2 separate regions of the Homo sapiens genome follow, and region 2 is linked to region 1. A link is a contact called in ENCODE Hi-C or POLR2A ChIA-PET data. All regions are on one chromosome and are shown on one strand. Each heading gives the region's core, a stretch centred on a gene start or an enhancer-like site at or near the end of the contact. The rest is flanking DNA. Distances are from core to core; before and after follow the strand shown. Region 1 holds the start of LINC01560 (long intergenic non-protein coding RNA 1560). Region 2 holds the start of SYN1 (synapsin I).

Evidence for each region. Hi-C counts contacts between places; a loop is a spot of excess contacts on that map. ChIA-PET counts read pairs that join two places held with the same protein, here RNA polymerase II (POLR2A). Pooled maps may share reads with other maps.
Region 2: a loop to region 1 is called in a pooled map, with 5 times the contacts of the local background. The contact joins the promoter of SYN1 here to the promoter of LINC01560 in region 1. A Hi-C loop is called at or near these places in 1 of 168 maps with a recorded cell type or tissue (GM12878), 5 of 37 single-sample maps with no recorded cell type and 7 of 50 pooled maps. POLR2A ChIA-PET finds 5 or more read pairs at or near these places in 3 of 52 experiments (H1, WTC11 and naive thymus-derived CD8-positive, alpha-beta T cell).

The regions. Positions count from the first base shown.
Region 1 is chrX:47,479,516-47,485,087 of GRCh38, forward strand. It overlaps LINC01560 (long intergenic non-protein coding RNA 1560), which reads left to right and starts at 3,201. Exons shown (of 1, transcript NR_126059.1): 1 at 3,201-5,572. It overlaps ZNF41 (zinc finger protein 41), which reads right to left and starts at 3,707. Exons shown (of 5, transcript NM_001324144.2): 1 at 3,580-3,707. RefSeq lists an enhancer at 3,142-3,441 and a silencer at 3,432-3,721.
Region 2 is chrX:47,617,525-47,623,096 of GRCh38, forward strand. SYN1 (synapsin I) reads right to left here and starts at 2,333. Exons shown (of 13, transcript NM_006950.3): 1 at 1,828-2,333. The coding sequence starts at 2,204. RefSeq lists silencers at 2,346-2,640, 2,347-2,556.

The DNA.
Region 1 (5,572 bases), core at 1,951-4,450:
ATTGGATGGAATACGATAGCTAGGAAAAGTAAGAGACTGTAAAAAGCAACTACATTCATATGATAATTTGGTAATTGGATTGAATATGAAATAAAATTATAAAAATAGATTTTCCCTATGGAAATAGAAAAAAAATATGCTATTCACAATGATGATAAAAACAAAGGTAAAATATCTAAGGATGAACTGTTAAAAAAAAAAAAAGGTGTTGGACCCATAAGAAAACTATAAAAATTATAGTTTTAGTGGTTATTTTTGAAACTAGATAAAATAGTTTTAACATTTACATGGAAGAATAAGGCTGGGTGCGGTGGCTCATGCCTGTAATCCCAGCACTTTGGGAGGCCGAGGCACGCAGATCACGAGGTCAGGAGTTTGAGACCAGTCTGGTCAATATGGTGAAACCTCGTCTCTACTAAAAATACAAAAATTAGCTGGGCAGGGTGGCACGCGCCTATAGTCCCAGCTACTTGGGAGGCTGAGGCAGGAGAATTGTTTGAACCCGGGAGGTGGAGGTCGCAGTGAGCCAAGATTGCGCCACTGCACTCCAGGCTAGGTGACAGCAGAGCAAGACTCCATCTCAAAAAAAAAAGAAGAAGAATAAACGCACAAGAAAATTAATTAAAGCAACCAAAAAGAAAGCAAGGGGGACTAGTTCTACATGATGTTAAAACTATTTCTAAAGTCAATATGATTTTTTAAAAAGGAGTAGATACATATATCAGAAGAACTAAACAGAGTTCAGAAATAAAACAATACACATTTGGGAACTTATGTGACAAAAGTGACATTTAATTGAATTAGAAAAGGGTATTCATTTAACGACTGGTGCTGGAAAATTAGCTATCCAAATGGAATATACGAACTGATTCCATCTCATACCATACACCAAAATAAATTCCAGTTAGATTAAAATTTAACTTTAAAAAATTGAAATAAATATATTAAAAATAAATTTAAGGCGTATTTGTTTGAACATGAAATGAGGAAGTCACTAGGCAAGACAAGACACTCAGAACCTGTAAAGGAAAAAGGCAGATATATCTTAATAGATGATTTTTTAAAAATCAAATGTGAAGACACCTTTCAAAGTCAAAATATAGAGATAGAGGAAATATAGTTACAATATAGGTTAATATTCACAAATTAGTAAGAAAGACAAACCACCTAAAGGAAAAAAAGGGCAAAGGATATGAAAAAGTTTAAATATATATTTCAATGGCCAATAAGAATGAAATAATGTTCAGTCACTAGTTGTCAGGAAAACGCACATCAAGGCAAACTAGATACCCTTGTGTTTGGCCCTCAGAATGGGGTAAATTAAAAAAAAATCCAATGTGGAACAGGATTTTGGAAGAAGCCTTCTCATATGTTGCTGGTGGGAGTTCCAATTTTACAAAAGTTTTGGAAAGTAGTTTGGTGGTATGTATTGAACTTAAAAGCATCATTCCTGCACGTAATGATCACTCAGGTGACAGCCTCTAACCACAATTTAGAAATCAATAACAAAAATGTCAACGTTTTGGGAAATCAAAATCTCATATCTAAATAACCCAGTGGTAAGAGTGAACATTGCAACTGCAATTAGAAAACATTAGAAGGAAACTATAGTGGAGATGCTACATATCAAAACTTGTGGGTCAGATGCTCACGCCTGTAGTTCCAGCACTTTGGGAGGATGAGGTGGGAGGACTACTTGAGGATTGCTTGAGGCCAAGGAGTTCAAGACCAGCCTGGGCAACATAGCAAGACCCCAATCTCTACAAAAAATTTAAAAATTAGCTGGGCAAGCCTGCCTGTAGTCCTAGCAACTTGGGAGGCTGAGGTGGGAGGGTCACTTGAGCCTAGGAGGTTGAGGCTGCAATGAGCCATGATGGTTTCACTGCACTCCAGCCTAGGCAACAGAGAGAGATTCTTGTATCTTTAAAACAAAAATCAGCCTGGGCAACATAGTGAGACCCCGTGTCTACACAAAATAAAAAATTAGTGGGTGTGGCAGCACATGCCTATAGTTCCAGCTACTTGGGAGGCTAAGTTGGGAGGATCGACTGAGCACAGGAGGTTGAGGCTGCAGTGAGCCATGATCGTGCCACTGCACTCCATCTCTGGGCGACAGAGTGAGACCCTGTCTCAAAACAAAATAAAACCGAACAGCAGCAACCACAACAAAACATGTGACACGGAGCTAAAGTGTTCTTAGAGAAAAATTTATAAACTGAATGTTTATATTATAAAATAAAATGACTGGATAGTAAGATAAGCATTAAATTCAGGACTTTAAAAATGAGAACAAAATTAAAAAACAGAAAAGAAATAACGAAGTTAAGGGCAGATATTAATGACAGAGAAACAAAGATACAGGAGGACCAACAAAGTCAAAAGTAGGTTTTGAAATAACCTCATCTCAGACCTAAAGACCACCTATCACTGACCCCAGGAAGCTGCATATCTGATTCCACAGCCCCCCATCACTAGTCCCAAAGAAACGCATCACTCACCCAGCAGGAACCTTGGTCAATCACCCAATAAACCCCATCCCACACCTCACAGACCTCCAGTAGTCACCCCGCACAGCCCTTTCTTACCCCCACGGACTTCTCATCACTCATCTCACATATACCTTATCACTCACCCTAGAGACCCTGTATCACTCACCCCACAGACCCCCTTATTATTCACTCCGGTGTCCCCAACACTCATCCCACAGGCTACCCATCAACTTTCTCTAGTGACCCATCACTCACCCACAAACCCCAATCACTCATTCTGCACCTCCCTATAAATGACCCCAGAGAAGCCTCCTTACTCATCCTACTGAGCATCTTCGAGTACAAAATCCATGTCATAACATCCCCATAATTATCTTAATGCTTGATCCATGTCATAACATCTCCATATTTATCTCAATGCTTAAGTGGCCCTAAGTCCGTCTGTTAAACTCACTCCCAGAGCCTTAAGTCCTGAAAACTGCTTCGAGGAACCCCGGCGCTTCTGGACTTGATCTGCACATGCTTAGTGTCAGCTCCGAAGCGGCCGCTCGCCCACAATTACACCTGGTGGGTGCCCTTACACCGCGCCGGTGCGTGCGTGCGCGTGCGCGTGTGCGTCGAAGGAGAGGCGGGCTTTCCAATTTCCTTCAGTGACTCTCAGGCAAGGAACATGGCTGTCTCCTTGGGAGTGTCTCTACGGGAGCCGCCATCTTGGAAGGGCGGTCATTTCTGCCGCGGAGCCCGCGGTCCCCTACTCGATATACCCCTGTGGGATTTTCCAGTGGCCGAGGCACTGGGCCATGGAATGTACCACCAGGCTTCTCCCCTCCGCCGCAGCCTCTAGGAGTTAGTCACCTCCGAGGCCCCGGCGGGCGAGGCGCTTTGCCTCTTCCGCCCTCAGGGTGCCCTCGGCCTCAGGCCGTCCCTACCGGGGAGCCTCCGCCTCTTTAAATATCGCCCAGCCCCCACCCCCAGGAGCAGGTCGCGAGACGCACCCGCCCCCGCCCCTGCCGCCGCACTGCTCTGTGGGACGCGGCGACCCCTCTCCCGCGGCGGCCGGGACCCCGCGCCCACCGCGTCTGGAGCCCACCTGGCGGCCCCACTGGCTACATTTCCGACCTGGACCCCGGCCGGCTGCGGGAAACACTCGGCGTCTCGGCTGTCACCGAACCTGTGCAGTTGCCGCGGGGGGAGTCGTGCGTGTCAGATTTAGGCCAGGAAGCGGAAGTCGCCAGCAGCGAGAGTTTAACCTCTGTGGGCGCAGAGGGTTGCGGGGATTCAGCGCCCGGGACCGTGGATCTGTGCAGGGAGTCATAGGTGTGTGTGACATCAGTGGTGGAACATTTTGGCTCGTTTTCACAATTCAGTCATTATCCTTTCTGCTTTCCTCCTGGAAGCATTAAGGTTGAAGTTTTCTTCTAAAGATCAAAGTTTTGATTTGTTATATTAGTTCGGATTTGTTTGATTTTTGTTTGTGTTCGGTTTCAAGTGCTGATTTGTAACTTTTCTCCCCCCCCCACACACGCCTTTTGACCCCTGAATTATTTAAAAGTCCATTGTTGGAGTGGCAAACATCCTCCGAGACTCAAAGGGCAAGGCCATGGGCGCTTTATTCCGGCTGCTGCTCCAGGAACGTGGGAAAGCAGCGGAGTTTTATTCTAGGGGAAGGAAACAAAGGCGGCCGAGTGCCAGCTGCACGTTTGGTGGGATTTGGTCATCAGGGGTGGACATGCTGCCCAATGGAGCTGTCGGCAGTTTGACCCAGCTTGGTCCGTCGCGTCCTGTTCTAGGAATCGATTATTCAAAGAAGGAATTTAGAGGGACTGCAGAAAATGTTACAGGTCTTAACACCATTTTGCATTTCCGCAAACGAACAAGAAGTTAATCCCTGTGTTAGTGATTTCTAAGCCCATTTGCCTTGTGGCCCAAGAACGTTGAGTTTGAAATTTGATGAAACTTGCCTTAAGGCTCAAGTACGAGGCCAGCTTTCAAAAATGGTTTTGTGCCTTGATTGAAAACACTGTATCTTCTAGTTGTTGGATTTATCGTACTCTGCGGCTCTATTGGTTCAAGCTTGTGCGTTGGGCCTTTTAAAATGTGTGTTTCCTGATAATTCCCTTCAGCTTGTCAACTGGGGGTGATGTGGCAGGGAGAAAGAGAGAGAGGAGAGAGAGAGACTGTACTGGCAGGTTTTCCTTGTGCTATTCAATTTTTGCTTCCTATGTTTTGAAGTTTTATTATTAACTGCAGGTTTCATTACTGAATAGATATAGCCAAATTCCTTCCCCCAAAAGATTATAAAGTTTCCTAGTCCTACCAGCAAAATCATTAAGTTCATTAAGGCAAATCCCCTCCAGCGCTGGATGTTGATGCTGTCTTTAATTTTGTATTTTTCTGACTACTTTGTGCAATTGAGGATTGTTTTGGTCTATTGGCCATTTGGCTTTTCTCTTTTGCAAATGTTCATATCCTTTGTCCAGTTTTCTTTAGGGTGATTTTTCCTTTTCGTATCAATTTGTAAACAGTGTACAAATTACATTGTACATTAGGGATATTAACAGTCTGTCAGTTACACTGTACATTAGGGATATTACATTAGAGATATTAACATCTTTGTCCATTAAGGATATTAACCATCTGTCAGTTACATTGCAGTATTTTTCCCTAAACTCTTTTTGTCTTTTGCATTTTATGTTTTTTTAAATGTGCAATTAGAAAAATTTTATATGGGCTGGGCACAGTAATCCCAGCACCCATCTCTACTAAAAATAAAAAAAAAAATAGCCAGGCGTGGTATCTCAACTAAAAAAAAAAAAAAAAATTGCCGGGCATGGTGTTGGGCGCTTGTAATCCCAGCTACTCGGGAGGTTGAGGCAGGAGAATCGCTTGAACTTGGGAAGTGGAGATTGCAGTGAGCTGAGCTCGGGCCACTGCACTCCAGCCTGGGTGATAGAGCAAGACTTCATCTCAAAAAAAAAAAAGAAAGAAAAATTGTATGTGTAATATGTAACTAGTGAAATGTAGCCTCTGATCAGATATGTCTAAACTTTCTTTTATGGCTTTTGTATATCCCATCTTGCCTA
Region 2 (5,572 bases), core at 1,083-3,582, 140 kb after region 1:
GTTGGTAGAGGGAATCCTAGGGGTACTGAAGGGAGTGGGAAAGGGGTGATCATTATAAACTCAGCTCTGGATTTATCACAGGAAAGGACCTTGGGAGAGGCCTTGTGATTGGAACAGGCTCTCCTAGGGGTAAGGAAGAAGAATGTACTCCCCAAAACAACAGGTCCTGCATATGTGCTCACTGGATCTACTGTTAAGAAAACAATTCTGGGGAGGAGGTGTGAATATACAGAACACACAGAAGACACTCCATAAATGCTCAGGGGAGCCATTGGAAGAAAAGGTCTTTGGGGGAGGATGATTAAAATGGAGCACATGACAGACAAGGAATAAATGCTCACTGGATCCATTAGAAGAAAAGGCCTTTGGGGAGTGGGGCTGGGGATGGACATATAGTCACCTGATCAAGGCTCACTGCATCCCTGAAGGAAAAGTCCTATGGGGAGGGGAAATGGGAGTGCAGAAAGTTGATCTATGGGAGCTCGATTCTTCATCCATAGGAGAAAAGGCTTTTGTGAAGAAGGCACACAATCAGGTACACAGCAGGTGCTCCATAAATACTCCAAGGAGTGATTAAAAGAAAAGGTCTTTGGAAAGAGTGACTGGAATGGTACACACAGCAAGTGCCAGATATCTGAGCACTGTATTAACTGGAGGCACAGGCCTTTATGGAGAGGTCTAAGGTTGGGTCATGCAGAAAGTGCTCAATACATGCAGACTGAAGCCACTGGAGGAAAGGGTATTGCAGAAAGGGTTTGAGGGTGGGGTATACAGCAGGCACCAGTCAATGCATGCTTGCTGAATACACTGGAGGAAAGAACTTTTAGAGAAGGCTCACACTGCAGGCAGTTGATAAATGCTAGATGGATCCACCAAAGGAAAGGTCTTTGAAGAAGTAGCTGGAGAACGGGGGATACAAGAGGCACTCAATAAATGTTTTCTAGATCCACTGTAGGGAAAGGTCTTTGAGGAGACGGTCTGAAGATGAGTCACACAAAGAAGGTTCAAAACTGCTCATGGAACTCACTGGAGGAAAATGATTTGTTTGAGAAGGGGTTTGGGGGTGCGGCACGTATCAGGCACTTAACAAATGCTTCCTAGATCCTTTGGAGAAAAGGCCCTCAGAGAGAGGGCTTGGAGTTGGGGCACAGAGAAGGCATCCAATCAAAACTCACAGGATCCATGAAAGGCAAAGCTTTTGGAGAGAAGCTGGGGTGGGATACACAGCAGGTACTCAATGTTTACTAAATAGTTTAAAAGGGCTTTAAGGACGGAGCTGGGGTGGGACACATAGCATAGACTGGACACATGCTCACAAGACCCATTAGAGAAGGCCTCAGGGCAAGGGTTGAGGAGAACAGGACAGTATCAGGCTCTCAAAGAATGCTCACAAACCTCATTGAAATCAAAGGCCTTGGGGAAGGGCTCTTGGATGAGGCATACTGCAGGTACTAGATAAGTGCTCACAAGATCCATTAGAGGACAAGGCCTATGGGGCAAGGGTTGGGGAGGGTAGGAAGGACACGTTCGGTTTTCGAAGGCTCATAGGATATATTGAAGCCAAAGACTTTTGGGGGAGGGGTAGTAGGGAACAGGTACGCAGCAGGTGCCTGATAATTGCTCCCTGGATCCATCAAGGTTTAAGGGGCGGAGGGGGGCGACAAGGGCGGGGCACAGAGGAAGCATCCAGCTTAATAATTTAAAGGAAAAAGATTTAGGTGAGAGGGCCAGGTGTCAGGCACACAAGCGGCGCTCGATAATTGCTCATTCGCAGAAGAACGATCTGGGGACCCAGGCCCACGGGAGACGTCCGCGGCAGTGGCTTACCAGTCGGTGTGCGGCTCGTCGATGACCAGCAGCACCCTGGAGGCGGCTCCCCCGCGGCCTGCGCCCCCAGAGCCGCCGCCCACCTGCTCGCTGAAGGTGGCAGCTGCCGCCGCCGTGGTCTGCTTGACCGCGTTGGACAGCGACGAGAAGAAGCCACCGCCCCCCGAGGACCCGGGGCTAGGGGCGGCCGGAGAGGCCGCTGGGGCGACCCCGGAGGACCTCTCGGCAGTGGCGGTCCCGGGACCGGGCGTGGCTCCGGGGCTGTGGGCACCGGGCGGCGGTGGGGGCGGCTGCGGACGCTGCAGGTCTGTCATGTACCCATTTGGCAGATTGGCCATAAAGTTGCTGTCCGACAGGCGGCGCCGCAGGTAGTTCATGGCTGCGACTTGGGGCAGGGGGTCCTAGGGGTGGTCTGGCCAGGAGCCGCGGGGGCGGACTGCGCGGTGCCCAGGAGCACAGCTGCGCTCTCAGGCACGACACGACTCCTCCGCTGCCCACCGCAGACTGAGGCAGCGCTGAGTCGCCGGCGCCGCAGCGCAGATGGTCGCGCCCGTGCCCCCCTATCTCGCGCCTCGCGTGGTGCGGTCCGGCTGGGCCGGCGGCGGCGCGGACGCGACCAAGGTGGCCGGGAAGGGGAGTTTGCGGGGGACCGGCGAGTGACGTCAGCGCGCCTTCAGTGCTGAGGCGGCGGTGGCGCGCGCCGCCAGGCGGGGGCGAAGGCACTGTCCGCGGTGCTGAAGCTGGCAGTGCGCACGCGCCTCGCCGCATCCTGTTTCCCCTCCCCCTCTCTGATAGGGGATGCGCAATTTGGGGAATGGGGGTTGGGTGCTTGTCCAGTGGGTCGGGGTCGGTCGTCAGGTAGGCACCCCCACCCCGCCTCATCCTGGTCCTAAAACCCACTTGCACTCATACGCAGGGCCCTCTGCAGATACTCGGTTTGTAGTGTTGATATTCAACTCAGAAGGCATTTTTTGGGGGGAGGGGGGCACTGGAAGCACACTCAGAGACACGAAAGTAGAGAAATAACCCCCTCACAGAGGGGGGTGAGGTCACACGCAGTGCCCGCGGGGAGATTAGTCTCCCACATCCACACAGGCTCAGCTAGGCAGAGAGCGGGGGCGTCACAGACAGCATCAGACAAGCGGAGGTGGACACTTGGGTGGTGTACACACCCTTGCCCAAGGTGGCAAGGGGGGCCTGGAGGCACACAAGAAATGACACACATATAAACACACACAAAAGTGAGGAAACATACGAGGGCATGTACAGACAGAACACACGCCAATCTAGGTATACATACAGACATACAAGTCCAGAGTAACACACATGGGCATGTTACATACATGCATGCATACACCCATACCCCCACACACACAGGTAACACACTGACACACAGAGACCCAGGGAAACTCATATGAGCATACACTTGCAGACAAAACACATTCCCACCGATGATCATGGAGAAACCTAGATCTGCAACACAGACATTCTCTGCAGCCCTAGCCCTGGTGCGTGTCCACCCCCACACCAGAACACACTTGGTATATACGCCACCATCCCTTTGCTCTGGACACCGCCAAAACTCACGATAACTACCTGATGTCATCAGTGCCCATGGCTGTCTCCCCCTGCACCCAAGAACTTTCCACAGAGGCAGGCCCATCCCATGGTGCACACACAGTAGGTACCAAATAATGTTTGCATATGAGCAAATGAGGTAGTCCAAGCAGAGGTGGGATATGGGAACCTGTCAAATCTTTATGATTCTGACTACAATAAAAGCACTAATTCATAATCATTTGTTCACTGATTGTACCCAACTCTTAACTAAGCTGTTTACATGCATCATTTCATCCAACCCTCACAACAATCCAGTGGGGTGGATAATATAATGTCTATTTTACAGATGAGGGAATACAAGAACTCCAGTTAATTCCCAAAGGGTCATGTTCACTTTATGATCAACACATTTTTTTAAGAATGTGCCAGGAAGAGGAAACATCCAGTGCCAATGTGGCTGGAACAAGCTGAAGGGGGTTGTGGTAGCAGGGGCCAGATTGGGTAGGACCTTGACCATAGTGAGCAGTGATGGTGGACTAGGAGAGGTGGCAGAAGATAGGCAAGAAGTAAGTAGATATGGAGTCTCTTTTGCCTGCAGAATTTTCAGGTGACTCATCCACTTATTCATTTGTTCATCCTTTATTCATTAAATCATTGGCTGGTTTAAACAAGGCAGTAATAGTGTGGGGTCTGGAGACACAGTGCCTGGGTTCAAGTGGGGCCTCCACCATACACTTGGGAAAGTGACTTAATCTTTCTGAGATTTGGTTTCCTCATCTGTAAAAAGGATACATCTCTAACCCACCTCTAAGGAGAGGGGTAGGAAGGGGGCAACCTCTGTACCTTTGCATGTGTTGTAACTTCTGCCAGGAATGTCCTCTCCTTCTCTCTCGAGGGCTGCCTTTGGCCACTGTCTGCAGGAACCCCTCACCCCCAGGTCTCAGATTCTATCCCCTCCTCCCCTAGGCTTCCACAGTACCCAAGTCAAACACTTCCCAAACCATCCTCTACTCCCTCCTCCAACCCAGCCAGCTTCAGTCCCACCTCCAGGCCTTTGATTTGGCCACTCTTTTCTCCTCCCTTCAGGATTCCTTCTCTGGCATTCCAAATCCTAGTGTTACCCAGATGGGGATCTCCCCGCAAATCAGATATTTTCCAATGTCTTGAAGTATGTGCTCCCTGGTTTTTTGCCCAGTAACGGAAGCAAACAAGCTGTGCAGGGCGCGGTGCCCTCTTTGGGGACAGGAACAGCTGCAGGTCTACAGATCTTTCTGACTCCTTTAGGTCTGAATTCAGGTTCCTCGGGAATCTATCTCCAGGCTGCGCCTCTTCCTGGGGTCCCCATTCCTAGGTTCCTAGTACTTGTGGCCCCAGCACCATTTCATTTTTCCACGTGGCTCAATTTCCAGAAATTAATTTTTTGTAGATTGTTTTGTAGAGGAATGAGGATTCACCTCAGGAGTGCCTCAATTCACTAAGGCAAAGGTTAGGCTCCCCCAAACTGTCTCCATCTTGTTCAGCAGGAATAGGCGTACAAAAGGGGCCCCAATAATGATTTTGCTGTACATTGGTGAGCAACGACTCTCAAACACACACCCCTGACATATGTTCACATTCAGTATTGTACCCATGTTTGTGACTCACACATACATGTCCATGGCACCTTAATGTGTATGTGCACACACGGGACTCCTGCATTGTTATGGCATACATACATTTGTAACCTCACACACATGCCACATATCAATACATCCTTAATTCTTGCACAGGCCCAAAGGTCTGCATCTCTCTCTCACACACACACAGCTGAATTCCCACTTTCTTGTAAACGTATACCTCTCTCATACCCTGTAGTAGCAACCAGAACCCCTCACTTTGGCTCAGTCTTCCCAAGATGACCAAGTAAGTACTCATCAACTTCATCTTCACTTCAACTCATTGACTGGTCCACTTGAATAAGGGGAAAACGAACCAGAGAAGTCAAGTAAGTGTACCAATATACTCTGGGTGTGCATGTCACAAACCTCCTACCCGAACCTTCCCACACAGACGGGTCCCCTCCACCCACAGCACTCTTGACATTTAAGACCTCATCACAATCCATGATGCTTCAAAAATGTCCAGCCTACTACCTTTCTGTGCGTGTTTCCTTTGTAAAATGGGGATAATAATACTTACCCACATG